2 separate regions of the Homo sapiens genome follow, and region 1 is linked to region 2. A link is an interaction called in ENCODE POLR2A ChIA-PET data of the cell type or tissue named here. Cell type or tissue: MCF 10A. All regions are shown on one strand.

Region 1 (8,000 bases), 210 kb before region 2:
GAAGAAAATAAGGCATTTAGGTTTTAGGTCAGGTGTGAGTTGAAGAGGTTTTAAGTTTTTGAGAACACAGGCTAAGGGAGAAGGAGGAGGAATGGAAGGTGGAAGCTTATCCATAGTGAAGGGGCAAGCCCAGAGAAAAGAGTAGAGACACGGAGAAGGGGTGGGGGGTTCTTGCCCTCCAGAAAAGCAGAGAAGGGGTTGGGGCATGGAAATAAGGGATTGGGCACAGAGATAAGAGGTTGTGGTGCGGAAATAAGCGACTGGGGGGTTCTTGCCCCCTAGGGAAGCGGGACTTGCCGCTAAGGGTGAAGGAGAAGGGGTTGAGGGGTACTTGCCCCTGCCCCAGGAAAGGCAGAGAAGGGGTAGAGACAAGGAGAGAAGGGGTTGGGGTACTTGCCTCTTCCCCAGAAAAGCAGGACTTGCCGCTAAGGGTGAAGGACCAAGGCAGGCGTCCCTGCGTGGTTTGACACCCTTGAAACGTGGGTGTATAATCACAGAGGCGTCTCTGCAATGATTAAACACCAAGGGAAAGCTGCCTTCCCAGTCCGTGACCGGCGCCAGAGTTTTGGGTCCACGGACAAAACGTGTCTCTTTTGTCTCTACCAGAAAATGAAAGGAATTGAAATTAAGAGAAGAGAGAGATTGAAGTGTAGCGCCAAGATTGAAAGGAGAAAGAGGTTGAGGGATAGTGAGGGAAGCTGGAGAAGAGAGTAAAAAGAGGCCGCTTACCGGATTTGAAATTGGTGAGATGTTTCTTGGGCTGGTCGGTCTGAGGACCTGAGGTCGTAGGTGGATCTTTCTCACAGAGCAAAGAGCAGGAGGATGGGGGATTGATCTCCCAAGGGAGGTCCCCCGATCCGAGTCACGACACCAAACTTCATGCACGTCCGTGTGAAGAGACCACCAAACAGGCTTTGTGTGAGCAACATGGCTGTTTATTTCACCTGGGTGCAGGCGGGCTGAGTCCGAAAAGAGAGTCAGTGAAGGGAGATAGGGGTGGGGCCATTTTATAGGATTTGGGAAGGTAATGGAAAATTACAGTCAAAGGGGGTTGTTCTCTGGTGGGCAGGGGCAGGGGTCACAAGGTGCTCAGTGGGGGAGCTTCTGAGCCAGGAGAAGGAAACTCATGGGGTTAATCACTCAGTTAAGGTGGGGCAGGAACAAATCACAATGGTGGAATGTCATCAGTTAAGGCGGGGCAGGGCCTTTTCACTTCTTTTGTGATTCTTCAGTTACTTCAGGCCATCTGGGCGTATATGTGCAAGTCACAGGGGATGCGATGGCTTGGCTTGGGCTCAGAGGCCTGACATTCAGTGTTCCCAGAAGCTTCTCATCATTTATCTTCAGATGTGCTTGGACAGATAAATGACTTTTTTGACTAGAAAATCTCCCCCATGCTGTATGACTTCAGGGTTTGGTCTGGCCAAAGGCAGCAGAGAGAACTGACTCATTTTGTTTTTCTCTAAGGCCCGGCATGGTTTCTTCCTTCCCAAATGATCTATTTGGGATCCACCAGCAGTTGAGCCACCCAGAATTTATTCAGCAGAGTACCTGAGGTCCAAACCCATGCTCAAAAAAATTGTTTTTTGATGATGGATGATGTGATAGTATATGCTGCTTTTCCGTTATTATACCGAAGACAATGTAGATAATACAATGATATAATTTGACTACACGTGATGAAGTTGCTATTCAAAATATTGTACAGTGCTTACAACATGAGCATGACCAAAGTGGAGAGTGCAGCCAATCATTGTGGATGGCTGTGCAAACAGCTGGTGTCCCAGTAAGCAGTCGTGGGCTAGTATGTGCTAAAAACCTGACTCTCCCAAAAATCATGAAGCCCTGAGTCATAGTGCATGCTGATTTCTGAGGTAGAAACACTCCCACCACTGCCAGCTTCAAGCCACCAATGTGATATCAGTTGGCTTGCATATTTTCTGCAAATTTAACAATCAGCTCTTGCAAAGCCTATGTAAGCCTGTTCCAGCACAACACTGTCTGTAGCAGGAACATACCAGCTTAACATCATCCCTGCACACACACACTCACATACACATGGATACACAGATACATCCAAGAGGTACTTTTCTCTCTCTGAAAAATGTGAAGTTATAAATGACATATAGAAACAACTCAGCTAGGAATAAAGTGTCTGAGGTGTTACCAGATGAACCATCAGGGTTGTCAAGAGAAAAGCTGCAGTTTGACCATTTTCTGCTTCTCCATTGTAGCGAAGCTACAACTCAAGCTTCGTTTTCAAAATGCATTTCTCACCCAGTGCTTTTCTTTTCTTTTTAAAAAATACTCTTCAACTCGGGGGAAAATAATTTTGTACCCCAGCCACCAGTGAAGCTAGCTCAAAAGTCACTAATTTAAAAAACCATTTTCAGATTTGGTATGTGGGCAAAATAAGCGGAGGCTATAATCAGGAAATTCTGCATAAGAGCAAATGGATTTGAGGCGATTTTAACTCGGTGGGTAACGAATTCTACAGCATTATAGCTGGAATAATTCCTTGCAAGCCTTCTTGGGGAAGCTATGTTCTAAAAATGGTTGATGCTTCTATTAGGTCAGTGTTCTCCATTAATCCATGATCTATTTTAGAAGAAAAAACAATCCCATGTAGCCCGTGAGATTTTTGATTTGAGCACTTCGGTCAGAGGCCGATTATTTCTTTTTTACGAACAAGTCCAGAGTTGCTCCTTGCAAGTGAAGTCCTTACAAAGAATTCTAATAGGCATCCTGCTGAGTTGTTGTCTGTTCTTAAGTCTCTTTTCATTTGAATTGGAAAGAAATAGCAGTCAGCTGAAATACTGGTCTCTGGCAGTGCCCTTTGCAGAGCTAAAGAATAGCAACCAACGTCCATCATCACACATTATGACTAAATCATTTCAGTCAAGTTGCATGTAGCAGATAGATGGTGATTTTCACATTCTGCAGCTTCTGACAAATATTGCCTTATCCATCCGTAAACATCTCTATTGGTGCCTCTCTGGGTTCTGGAAAAGTAGTTCCGGCAGGGTAGCGCTGCGAAGAAATTAAAGTCAGACAAATACTTGTATCATCCTTTTTTGCTTTGATTTCTTTACATATCAAAATTAGTTTCTGATTCCCAGTTGGGAGACAATAATACAGTAGCTCCTAGTGGAAAACCTGTCTTCAGTTATATTTAGCAGGGAAATGAGTCAAACTATTGAGAGACTGCCAGCTTCATCATTATAGGATTATGCATTTTAATAGGACACAAGTTCGCAGGCCTTTGGGTGTGTTAGTTGCGTCATACGCATTTTATTTTTCCAAGCATCCTGAGGCTTGGAATCTACCTAGTTTTTAAAAGCCAGGTGTTGGGTGACCTTTGTTTCTTTTTGCTTCATTTTAATCACTTGATCCTTCTTACACGGTATCATTGAGGATGAGGGAATCGACACCGGCAAATTTAATTTGAAGGGCACCTCTATTTTGGAAGCTTTACAGGATGACTTAGCAGAGAAATTTCCTCTTCTTAGGCGCTGCTTAGATAATTCAGGCTTGCACGAAGAGGAGTCAGGCCCTACACTTGCAACTCTTCATTAGTGCAGCTGGGACTCGGTGAGAGAAAACGGGGACCTGGATATCTTCTTGGACTTGTAAGGCTAATTTTTGGAAACTGCCAAAATAGTTTAGTCATTTCAGAGGACCGTAAGGGCAGGCTTTCTGGGAGCCATTTTCCAGCTGTTGACCTTGTTTGCACAATTTCGATTATTTTCAAAATAATAAAAAGGTATTCAGAAGTTTATTACCCGGCTTCCTATGGTGTTCTGTATATGTTTCTCGTGAATCGAATCTGTAAGAGGGTCTCCTAGGAGTGGTGTTTTTATGTAAAGCTTTTGCACACACACCCAAGAAGAGCTTCACTGAACTTTTTGCAAGAGAGACACCTGTTTACTGGCTTCGGCATCAAAATTCATTTCTCTGTTTTTATATAAGGATGGTCTTTGTTTTCAAAGGACATTCGTTACCCGTTAAAATACTGTATTTTCAAGTTCCTGATGCTTAAACATATTTAGGAAATGTCAAAAAGAGCAAAAACCAAGTCTTCATTTTAAATGCATTGCTTTACGGAGAAAAGGGGGAGTAAGAGAAGGAGTGTGTGTATCATGATTAATATTGAATGCTAAGGTTGTTTACTTTCCTTTGGACTTGGCCAAGTAAATGTAAATCTGGTAGAATAGAATCCATGAGGCATATAATTAATGGTGTGGTGTTTATTTCCTGTGAAGAAACTATATCATTTATTCTAGAATAAAAAAGGAGATACAAACTTTTCTTCCTTCTTGTGATGTGAAACAGAAGATAGATGGTAATTTTAGAAAACATTGCTTAAACCTCCAGGAAACAAAATGTCTCAGGAAGGTTTAAGAGCATTGTGGCAGTGATTCACAGCAAGTACAGATTTTCAAAGGAAATCTACTAGTTAGAAATTTAAGTTTACAAAATAAATGAAGAAATCTCTCTAGTATTCTTTTAAATGGTCCCTTCTCCTCTTGCACCATTCAATTCAGTGTTAGCTATTCTGGTTGTCTGATGTCGGTATTTTCTGCAGTCCTTGTCTTCTATAATGTGAGGCACACCTGTGTCTAGTATGACTCTTAGAAGGCAATTGTCTTTCTTTTTAATGAGCCAGCTTTTTGAGCAACAAATATGAAGAAGAAGGAAAAAAATGACTATGAAATCAGAAACATTCCTGTGGACAGAAAGAGGTACTTTAGAGAAAGGTAACATATCCCTCTTATAGTGAATTCAACTCATTCTGCAACAGCGTAATAGGAGGAAAAAATTTCTTGGAGACCCCGCATGTTTGCCTTGAGTTATGAGTATCAATAACATTAGCCGTAACTGCAGAGAGAACCGTTAGTTGTATGAACATATAATTCTATCAAAAAGTAAAGCTCACTAAGCTACTTGGGGAAAACAGTGTCTACAGTAATGAGTCACCAAAACTCACTGTGTTATGTTAAAAGCCCGTGTTCAACCCATTTATTGTTTTTTTCCTTTTTAATTTCATGGAGTGTTTCCTGGGTCTTGCCTTATGGCCCAAGCTAACTAAGGAGATCCACGTGGCATTTCATGAACCCTCATTTATTCATACTTTGTTCATAGTCTATCTTTCTTGACACTTCTCTGTTTTCATAATGAAGCAACTCTCATCTCAGGACAAAGTTGGTCTTTTCTCAAATGAATGAGTTTCTTTATTTTTATTTTTTGAGGTAGGGTCTCACTCTGTCACCCAGGCTGGAGTACAGTTGAATTGTATAACCATGGCTCATTGTAGCCTCGAACACCTTGGCTCAAGGGATCCCCCCACCTCAGGCTCTGAGTAGCTGGGACGACAGGCATGCACCACACACAGCTAATTTTTTAACTGTTTGTAGAGACAAGGTCTTGCTATGGTGCCCAGGCTTGTCTGGAACTCCTGGCCTCAAGTGATCCTCCTGCCTCTGCCTCCCGAAGTGTGGGATTACAACCGTAAGCCACCGCACTCAGCCGAGTTTCTTTATTTTTTATCTCTTCTTGTTTCTTTTCTGCTCCCAATTCATTTTGTTTGTTTGTTTGTTTGTTTCTCTTTTTGGTCCTGGAGATCTCCCTGTTATCCTCCAACTACAGAAATAGTATTCATTCTTGAAGGTGAGGTTCACATCCTACCTTGTCTGGGAAATTCTTCAAACTTTACTGGCTGTGTCATTAATTTGGCACAGCCAGTTGTATTTTGTTATCTGTTTTTTGTTTGTAAAATCACCAACCAGATTGGAGGTTCTTGAGAGCAGGCATTCAGGGGCCCCCAAATTATACATCGTTGGCTTTATCAGTATTTGCCATTCAATTTATAAAAAGGCTATTCTGATAATATCAGAGACAAAGAAAGGACATAAGGCTGATTTAGGCGATAGCCTGGTAATACTTTTCTGTGCTTTTTTCAGTGCTTAAAAAAATGCTGCATATGGTTTATTGGCACTTTGATGATGCCCGACTAAGAATAGGCATTCTCATGAAACTGTCCGCAGGAATGCTTATAGCTTTCTTTGGAGAAGTTATCACTTATTCTGAACTAAGCAAGTCACCCCAAAATAGCAGAGTGAAAGTACTTACTTTGCCTTTTCTGATGTTCCTTTGGATCTTGGATTGCTCAATTTGGTTAATTCATTTTGTTCCTTCTAGTCTACCTGAATGAACTTCAAGCCAAAGAATTTTAAATGTTTTCACAGATGGTCTCAGAGACCTTAGAAACAGCTTGTGTCATTTCACATTCCATCATTTCACAGATAAAGAAATTGAGGCCCGGAGAAACAGTCATATGTGCAGGCTGGTCTTGGCTTCTTAGTACCCTGCCAGCTCAGTGCTTTCGTCACTATACCAAGTGGTCGCCTGTCATTAGCTACCTGCATTTTTCTATTTACTGTACTTCATTTGACAAATCATTAAAAATAGATAGCACAACACTGGCTTCAGGACTAATCTTTGAGCGGCCCCATTATTTTTAGCTTCCCATGTGGAGAACTGGCTATTTATTCCTGGGCTTTGGTTCCTCTCAGTTAAGAAGGCTTTAATCACGACAGAACTTCACCTTTTACCCCATAGTTACCGACTTGCCTGCCTGGCCTTAATAGCCTCCTATGAGAGAGACCTTCTCAACAGCCTTTAGAAAGTCTAAATAAATTATGCCCACAGATTCCTTTTTATCTGCTGTTTTTAGCACACAATTTTCCCAAACAAAAAACCAGGCCAGAGGGCACGTTCGTCTTGGTAGGTGCTTTGAAATGCCTTGCTGTGGAATTTATTCTTGTGCTTGCGTATAGGTGGATGCTTGTCTGGGTTCGGGGCTGGGGCTGTGGAGAACAGCAGCCACAGCTCTGAAGTGAAAAAAAATCCAGCCCTACAACTGATTTCTCTGTCTACAAGATGCCAGGTGACCAGTTCCACTGCAATTTTTTAGGGCCAGCCCTTTTGGTGGTGGTGTTTTTTTTTTTTTTTTTTTTTTTTTTTTTTTTTTTTTTTTTAGTCCTCTGAACACTGGGCTCCTCAAAGTCACCTCTGCTATGAGGGCTTTTGGACTTCCATTCTTTCATCCCAATCCCCGCTCAGTCCCTAAAGCAAGTAGGAGGATGTCTTTGTTTTTTGAGGCTTCCTGGTTATTGTACAAATGTCTATCATGGAACTGTAGCACCTTTGACATTTCTTTATTTACCTGTGGGTTTCACTGGACTGGTCACACTTTCCCTGCTATATGCCAGTGCCTAGGAGAGTGACTGCCATATAGTCAGGCTCAATCAATGTCTGCCTAGGGAGTGAACTGTGTATCTCCAGTGCTTAGTGTAGGGTTGCAGTATATAGTGTTTGAATGAACACATGAATAAATAGAGTTGAGTTGCAATGGTTAAGGGTAGTATGCCCACTCCTAGCTGAGTAACCATGAGTGAGCTGCTTACCCAACCTCTTTAAGCCTCATCTTCCTCATCTGTATAATGGGGATAATAATAATATTACTTACCTGATAGGGTGATGGTGAGGATTAAGCCATAAAATTCTTAGAACAGTTCTCAGTTACAGTTTGAAATTATTTTATTTTCTGAATCAAAATGATGTAAATTTCCTCTCCCCTCCACCTACACCCATGGCAGAAATGAACATGGATCCTGCTGGAGGGCTGTGGAAGGTAGGGAGATTTGTAGTCATAACTGTTCTGAATTATCCAAGACATAGTGGCTTCAAGAATACCCGAGCTTGTTAGATGACTTTTGAAAACTAGTTACCATTTTCATAGTTCTTACAATGTGCCAGGCAAGTTACATATGCGATGTCATTTATTCCTCAAAACAAATCTTTAAGGATAAGCATTATTCTTCCCATTCTGCAGCTGATGACGTGGAAGCTGAGAGAAGTCAAAGGCCAAGGTCTTGCATGAGTAAATGGCAGAGCCAAGAGTGGGTTTAGGGTCTTGCCATTCTTTCTGTGGGACTGTA
Region 2 (8,000 bases):
CATGGGGAAGCCTAGGAAGGGAAAGTGGTGTGGGACACTCTACTACTCAGGATCTATTTTCAAGGTCGATTGTAGGGATCAATAATTGAACAGTGAGTTTTAAATATGAAGTGCCATATAAATGCTAAATAGACTTGTAATTGATGGAGACTCTAACATTTCAGATGCCGTAAGTTGGGATGGGAATGAATAGATATGAAAGCTTATTCCATAAATACCATGATGAAGTAACACATTCATTTGTTCAACAAATATTTATCCAGTGCCTCCTAGGAGCCAGATATTATGGTAGATGCTAGAGATACCAAGTGAATAACCACAAAAATAATGCTAAGCCTCCTTCCCACCCACAACCCCCAATCCACAGAAGTTGCATTCTTATGGAGAGAGGTGATAAGCAAACGAATAAAAGTGTGTGTGTGTGTGTGTGTGTGTGTGTGTGTGTGTGTGTGTATAATGAAATGGTGTTAAGTGCTATGGAGAGAAATAAAGTAGAGGGGGTATAAGGAGTTGGGGAAATGTGAAATTTTAAATAAAGCAGACTAGACAAGGCCTGCTGGGGGCCATATTTTAATAATTAATTATTACCAATAAGTTTCAATTTTCCAAATGAAAATCAATTTCAGCCTAGGGTAAAAAAATGCCTTTTCTGTTACCTACATATCCTTTCTAGCAATGGCATTTATGGTCTCAGGTGTGTGTGTGTGTGTGTGTGGTGTGTGTGTGTGTGTGGTGTGTGTGTGTGTGTGTGTGTGATTTTTATAGCTCCCACATTAGGATTTGTTTTTACCAATATTTCCAAGGTCCAAAAGTTCACTAGTACTTTTTTCTAATTCTTTCCAGTATTTTAAATCTTCCTCTTCCCATCTTTTTCTCTCAACACATCCTTTTTTTTCCCCTAAGTTTAGCAGCATCTTCTGGCCAAAGTTACTGCTGTATGTGCTCCCAGAAATTCAAATTCAGTGAACCTTGGGAACTCATGGATGAACCCCAGGCTCCACTGGGTGTTCATGAAAATGTGCACAGCTGTGACTTACTGGTCAAGAGTCCAGGCTCTGGATTCAGCGCTGAGATCTTGTACAAGTTATTTGATCTTTCTGGGCCTCAATTTCCTCATCTGCAGAATGAGGATAATGATTCCTCCTGCAGAGAGCTGTGTTGTGAATTCAATGCGTGGTCCATGGATGGACAGGATACAGCACATTGGCTAACCTATATATAATAGGCTCAAGAGATGTTAGGTGCCCACCTCCTGATTTTCTTCTCATTCTAAGTATTGAAAGATAATTAGTATAGTATAATAATACTTATTATTAGAACTTAATCTTAGAACTAGAGTGGATTGTGGAAATTATTTGGCCTAATGGTTTTAAAATTAATAAAATTATTTTTTAATCAATAGAAGAAACCCTAGTTTTTCCCAGTGAAATTCAGCTAGGAACACTTGTACATAAGGAAGATAATTGGGATTAAGCTTGTTGAAATGGGAGGAAGATGTCTGGATACTCTCAGCATATGTCCCTTGAGACCTCAACCCTCTCTTCTCTCACAGGAGCACCCTCTAAGGCACTTGGAGAAATACTAGAACTTCTTAGCTTTTTTAAGCTAACCAAGGCAATTTAGGCATATGGGAAAGAGACTGACTCTAATCTTCCATCAGAGGCTGTGCATCCTCAAATTCTCCTTGTAAACAGTCAATCACAACTGCCTTCTCCATAGAAAAATTTGAAGTAGAGGACAGTCTTATCCCACCTGCTCTATTTCCTTCCCTTTTTGTCTTCTATTGAATTTTTTCCTTCCAGTGTCACCAGTGGCTATCTACTTGGCAAACCTAATAAATTTTTCATCCTCTTTAATCTCTATGCAGCATCTACAATTGACAGTCTCATCCATTCTGAAACTCTATCACCCTGGGTTTCCATGATCCTATAGCAAAGGCTTGAAGCCAATCATCCTTCTAAATGATAGCTTTGATTACTTCACTCCCTCTCTCAGAAGTCCTCCATGGCTCCCTATTGCCTGCAGAACCAACTGTACACACTACAACTGATATTCAAGGCCCTTCATAATCTATCCAGTATTAAGCTTTCCTTCTAACCTTAAATTTTGTGACTGACCTAGATTATTGTCTGAACATGCTCTACACTTCCAAATTGTGTTTTTGAAGCTGAGAAGGTCTACTTATAGCTGGGGAAAAAATAAGGCTGGTAGTAAAGAAGATGTGAAAGAGAAAAGACTATTTCATCTGGACCTGGTAAGGTGAGTCAGATCGAAAATAATAGGGATGACAGAAAGAAACTGACATACCCACTGCCATTCATTAAGAGTCTTGGAGTATGTGTCTTTGTCAACCCTACTAGACGGAAGTCATTTGAGATCAGGGATCAATGTGTTATTCATCTTCAGAGCTACTATTGTACCCAACTCACAACTCGGTTCATTATAATCTTCAACAAATGAATGCACAAAAGAAGAAATGATTGACTCAATTTGAAGTCTAGAAAACTTTAAAAAGTTACACAAGTGAATACAGTATATTAATTAACAGATTCAACCATTTGCAAAATGAAAAGTAATATAGCAATGTGCTTTTATTATCCAATTTCCTAATGTGTTTTTGTGTTTATAAATGATGCAATTATGCTATTACAATGTATTTGTGTTCATTAATAATTTTGAACAGAGGAAAACCAATGCCCTGTTGGAAGTATTTGTATACCTGGCCTTTTTATCATGGCTTTTCCAGAGGAAGCTATATCAGTTATTTTTTGCCAAATAATGCTATATCACAAAGCACTCTAAAACTTAATGGCTTGAAGCAACCACCATTTATTATTGCTCATGATCTAAGGGTTTTCTGTGCAGTTCTGCTGCTAGGCCAGGCTCTGCTGATCTCAGCTGGGCTCACTCTTGCATCTGAGCCAGCTGGTGGGTCAGCTGGGGGCTGGCAGGTCATGTGAGCAAGGATGCCCTTGGCTTTGCTTTAAGACTATTGACCGAAGCAAGGGACAAGGCACTTTTGCCACAGTCTATTGGCTAAAGCAAGGGACAAGGCAGCTGAGATTCAAAGGGTGGGGAAACCAACTAAACTACCTCATATGGTGGGAGTCATTGCAGAGTCACATGGCAAAGGAAATAGATACAGGGAGGGACAGAGAATCGGGGACTTCTTTGTAATCAGTCTGCCATAGAAGATCTACATGCCTCTTTAGTTTCTCTTGAGATTAAGAAGGAAACTAGGGACGATTCTTGAAAGACCCTGGGCTTCCTTTTTCTGTTGAGGCTCAAGTTGCTACTTGAAGGTGCTCAAAGTGTTGCCATTCGACCTGCCCCTGAATCAGGTTCAATTCTTTAAAACCTAATTTCATATTCTGTCCTTTTCATGCCCTCTTCATTTCTTATCTTCTAGCCCAGGAAATGATAGATCAGTTGATTGTTGCCTTTGTGTCTATAATGAGTATAGAAGAAAAAAAGACTGGGAAATTCATAAGAAACAGATACATGGAGAAACTTAAAGGAGGCATCTTTCGGTTTGCCTCTTTCTGGGCTTGCTTTATTAAAGGCAAAATCTGGAAGAAAATAAAGTCTGCGGGCATCTTTTTTTGGCTTGGGCAGGATCTAACTAGGTGTGTGAGGGCATCCGGGGGCGGGGAAACGAATGGAAGTGCTGATCTGGGATATTGGAAGGCACCAGAAAGAAGGGACTGATCAATAGCTATTTTTCAACTGCGTAGCATAATTTGTGTCAGGCTGCTGAAATGAGTTAGTGCTTCATAGTTAATGGCTGTGAGCACATTCCTTTATTGCAGCACTCTCCAAAATGTTTGCCGTCAACAATTCTAAAAGGCTGTGAGTGACTCACAGCCAAAGTGAGTAATGCACTGGAACTTCGTGAGCTGGGGCCTCTTCTCCGAAAACCTTCCCCTTGGACACCATGTCTCTGTATTTACATCTCCGGCTTGGCTGCTCCTCAAATCATCTAGTCTTCTTGCCATCTTGTTTGGATATCACTCTTCTTTCAAGCCTCTCTTCCTTTATTTGGGGATTTCCTGGTTCCACCACTCAACCCTTTCTTAGGCTCTACACAAACACCATTCGCTTATTATATAAGGGTGGTCCATGGACGAGTAACATAGGCATCATGGAGGAGCTTATGAGAATGCAGAGTTCTGGGCACGACTCCAGACATACTGAATCAGAGTCTGCATTGAAACAAGATACCCAGAAGATCTGTGTGAACAGGAAGATTTGAGAAACACTGGACTATTTCATAAACATTGATTTTCGCCCCTGCTATTTCCATTCCCTCACTTTTAACGTCCTCAGGCCCTTTTATCTCTTACCTTAGGTTGGAAAATACCTCCCCCTAGCTTTTCACCAGTGATCCTAAAGTGTGATGAGCTGCCAAGTCAAGGATTGAAATAAAGTCCCATTAGAAGGTTTGCTTTTTCAAGGTTGTGTATTTGCTTGGGTCATTGGAAACTGGTGGTGGCTGTTTTCTTCCTCTGTAACGTGGGATAAACCATGAAGAAGTCTGAAAATTACACAATTCTATAAGCAAAGTCCACACTATCTTACCTTCACTGTGCTCTAGTGTTAATCAAGCCTTTCTGCCAGAAGAATGGGTGTTGTGTGTGACTCGAGGCATATTAGAAACATGTTCCAATGTAAATAGCTCCCACATGAGTGAGTTACACCCATTCATTGAGTGCTCACCTTGAACCACGTGCCATACATGGGCGTTGCATGTTCACACTGTGATTTAATATGCACATCAGCCCAGTGAAGTATGATCCCCATTTTCCAGATGATGAAATTGAGGCTCAGGGAAGGGAAGTAAATTGCCCAAAGTTACACAGCTGGTGAACTGCAGTATTTGAAAGAGGCTACATTTTTAAGTACCGTGTGATTTCTCCATCTGCAGATTCCTTTCTTTAGCTGTAAAAGGCTTTTTCCTCAGGGTTTACTGGGCATATATTTTTGGGGAGAGGCGTTGCACCAAGCTAATTGTTGACCTTCTTCCACATCTCGTCACAGGTATACAAACAGCCCCATTCCTGCTTTTGTCTTTATTGTCTGATTCACATGCTTCCTCCAGTTTGATGTTCCTTCTGATTGCTTCCAATGAGATGTCAGCTCTCTCTCTGAATTGTGTTGCCCACAGTCCTCTGGAAGCTCTACTTCCTTGTGGAATTACCACTCTAACAAGGACGGTCCATCCTTTGCTTCCCTCTTCTCCCTTTGCTTTGCCTGGCACTGTGCCTGGCAGATCACAAATAACACGTATTTGTTCAGTGAATTGAATCTGAGCTGATTTCTCTCTGACAGGGACCTTGGGAGTGTCAGAGCCCAAGTGGGGGAAAGGTTGTTGACAGAGGAGAATTTTCCACACAGCCTATTTCACACTTTTTACCAAGGACCTGCACAGATCTCTCTTAAAATACAGTCCACAAAGCACTGAAGCTGCAAGAAGGATGAGTAGGAGATAAAGTATGTGATAAACCCCTATAGCCACCCGGGCCTGGCCTCCACGAAGAGGGCGCCCACTCTACTGTTAAGGAGCTTTTGCTGCTTAAACATCTCACTAGCGGAACTCAACTAGGAAGAAAGCAGAAAACATGTAAAACTTCCTCTTGGAAAGCTATTCTGTCTTTGATTTTTCAGAATGTCTTCAAGTGATTTGAGTCTATTTTTAATACCTGTGAGACATGATGTTGTGAGGAGAGCTAAATATAGGGGCCACATCCCCCTTTCTTTTATTCATCGGCCTTAATCTTCCTAGGAGGAAAAGAAAATGCACACGATGTTTCACCACGGAGTGGTGACGTTTGGCCTGACGGGCCCGGCTGAAAGGAAATTCATAAATACTGTGTTGGAAATAAAGATAATGAATGGATGCTTTTTGGAGAAAACGTTAAGTGGGAGTTTATTTATGTTAAACCTCCCCTGTCTGCTGAAGACTGCGAGATAGTTCCTCTTGTTTTCCTCGGGGTCCTTTGGGGACAGCAGTCAGCCTGTGTTACTAGAGTAGGCTTCAGCACCCTACCAACAGCCTCCAGAAGAGCAGGACACTCAGCCAAAAATAACACACAGCATCAAAGCGGCAGCTATAATTCCGGTTCATTTTATACTGACGAGGCTTTTTTTTTTTTTTTTGGAAGAAGGCATTAAGCGCATCTTAAAAGCAAAACAACTTTGTGAGTACTCATTGGACCAGAAGGAGAGACTAGTGCTTCTTGCAGCAGCTGTGAGCCCGAGGGCTCTGTGTTGGAGGGCTCTGCTCTCTGTCCTGGGTGCTCTTTCGTGCTTTTCTGTATCCTACACACCTTCAGGCTCCACATTTCCATTCGTTTTGGGTGGATCTCTATATTATCAGCATCTGGGATATGGGTTGCAGAAGTCCCTGAAGTGAGTCTTTAATCTGGTGCCAGGTGCGGATACCACCTTGAGTCTTTTGTTGAGGAGCTGATTGAGAAGGGAAGGCAGTTGAGAGTGTGGCTAATGGAGAGGGCTCTGGAACTACCCACTCGGCCAAGGCTTCCCCCTTTCAAAGCCATGAAAAGTTTTGGAACTTAATTCTACTTTTCCATGCTTCGGTGTCCTCATCTGCAAAATGGGAATGATGGTGATATCATGCAGAATTGTTTTAAACATTGAAGCGCATGGGGTGTTGCAGCTGGTCAACATTTTTGAGCCTCTGAGCTTATCATTGCAACAAACAGTGAGGCCAGGGCAATTTCTGGCAAGGTGGCATGATTTCAAGCCCCTGGTTTGATATGTTTACTATGGTTTAACAACCATCTCCAGGGCAGACTTGGCTTAATTTGGTTTCTAAATCTGTTCACACTCCTGATTCGCAGTGTTGTTTTCAGTGGGATGGCAGCCTCGGCTTTAGCTGGGAAGTTGTATCTACAAGTGTTGTATCTGTGCTCCATGTGGGCTGCCTTCTGGAGAAGAGGCCTCCCACTCTTTGCCTCCCTGCCGTTCCTCTATAAATAAAAGCAGCCCACAATCCCTGCCAGGAAGATGGAACCTCAACTGGAAGTATTTGAGGATGTCTTCCAATGAGGTGGAAATCAAAAGTTCCCGGATAGCACTCTTTCTGCCCAAGTCCAAGAAATACAATCCCCACCCACTCCGTAAGCCTTCTAAAAGAAGATGTAGTTTTGCATCTCTTTGCTGTTAAATGCAATTCGGAAAGACTTAACATGTCAGCTGCTCTGGGATTGTCCTACCTCCAAAGGGGACCCTGGAAGAAACAGGGCCTCAGGAGCTATTAGATCAGAAGGACCCTTGTCCCCAAATTTCTCTGTTCATACAAATCAGTGACTGAAGTCTAGATGAGGAGAGTTTATTAGCCTGTGTGGACATCAGTGTTGTGTATTAGTCTGTGTGGACATCACTGTTGTGTAGGTATCCATGGATATTTGGATTTGGAAATGAGCCTGAAAAAAAAGAAAGGAATCTATAGTTTAGGGTACCATGAATTGTTCCCTGTCCTGTGGTCTGTACTGAAGTGAAACATTTTAGAAACTATTGTATTTTAAATACCACCATGATACTCTTGTTTTAGTGGCACCCACTGAAGGTGGGACAGGGTCTCCATGCTGCTCTTCTCCAACGACACTGTGACAAGAATGGTGATTATTGGAGCTGAAGCTATGTTGGGGCAGGGGGTTGGGATTGGATGGATCCCTGGGGTCGTGCAGCCATATTCTCCTGCCCAGAGAGCTGATCTTACTTGCAGCTGTAATGGTTGCTTATCTGTCTTTCCCTCTCACAAGACCATGAGGGCGTGGATGTGTTTTTCTCATCTCTCAATCGTTAGTTCTCACAAGACCATGAGGGCGTGGATGTGTTTTTCTCATCTCTCAATCGTTAGTACCTAGCACCATTCTTAGCACACAGTAGGTATTTAATTTGTGCTTTTCGAATCCATGAACGTATTCTGGGACAAAAACAAAATGATGTAAAAACATGACTTTGCATCTGTTTACTCA

Evidence for each region. Peaks named below come from ENCODE experiments on the same cell type or tissue, not always from the same donor. Only the 100,000 strongest peaks of a DNase experiment are listed, where the experiment ranks them.
Region 1: POLR2A ChIA-PET joins it to region 2 with 8 read pairs; 2 of 35 experiments call an interaction of 5 or more read pairs at or near these places.

What each region holds. Positions count from the first base shown.
Region 1 is chr4:24,316,593-24,324,592 of GRCh38, reverse strand. It overlaps a transcript of PPARGC1A not described here. Among named protein-coding and RNA genes, the nearest start is that of MIR573, 200 kb to the left of the region's middle. RefSeq lists an enhancer at 2,321-3,120. In MCF 10A, no CTCF peak of the experiment used is centred here; a DNase peak (open chromatin) is centred at 3,232.
Region 2 is chr4:24,101,752-24,109,751 of GRCh38, reverse strand. It overlaps a transcript of PPARGC1A not described here. Among named protein-coding and RNA genes, the nearest start is that of PPARGC1A, 220 kb to the right of the region's middle. In MCF 10A, no CTCF peak of the experiment used is centred here; DNase peaks (open chromatin) are centred at 3,871 and 4,211.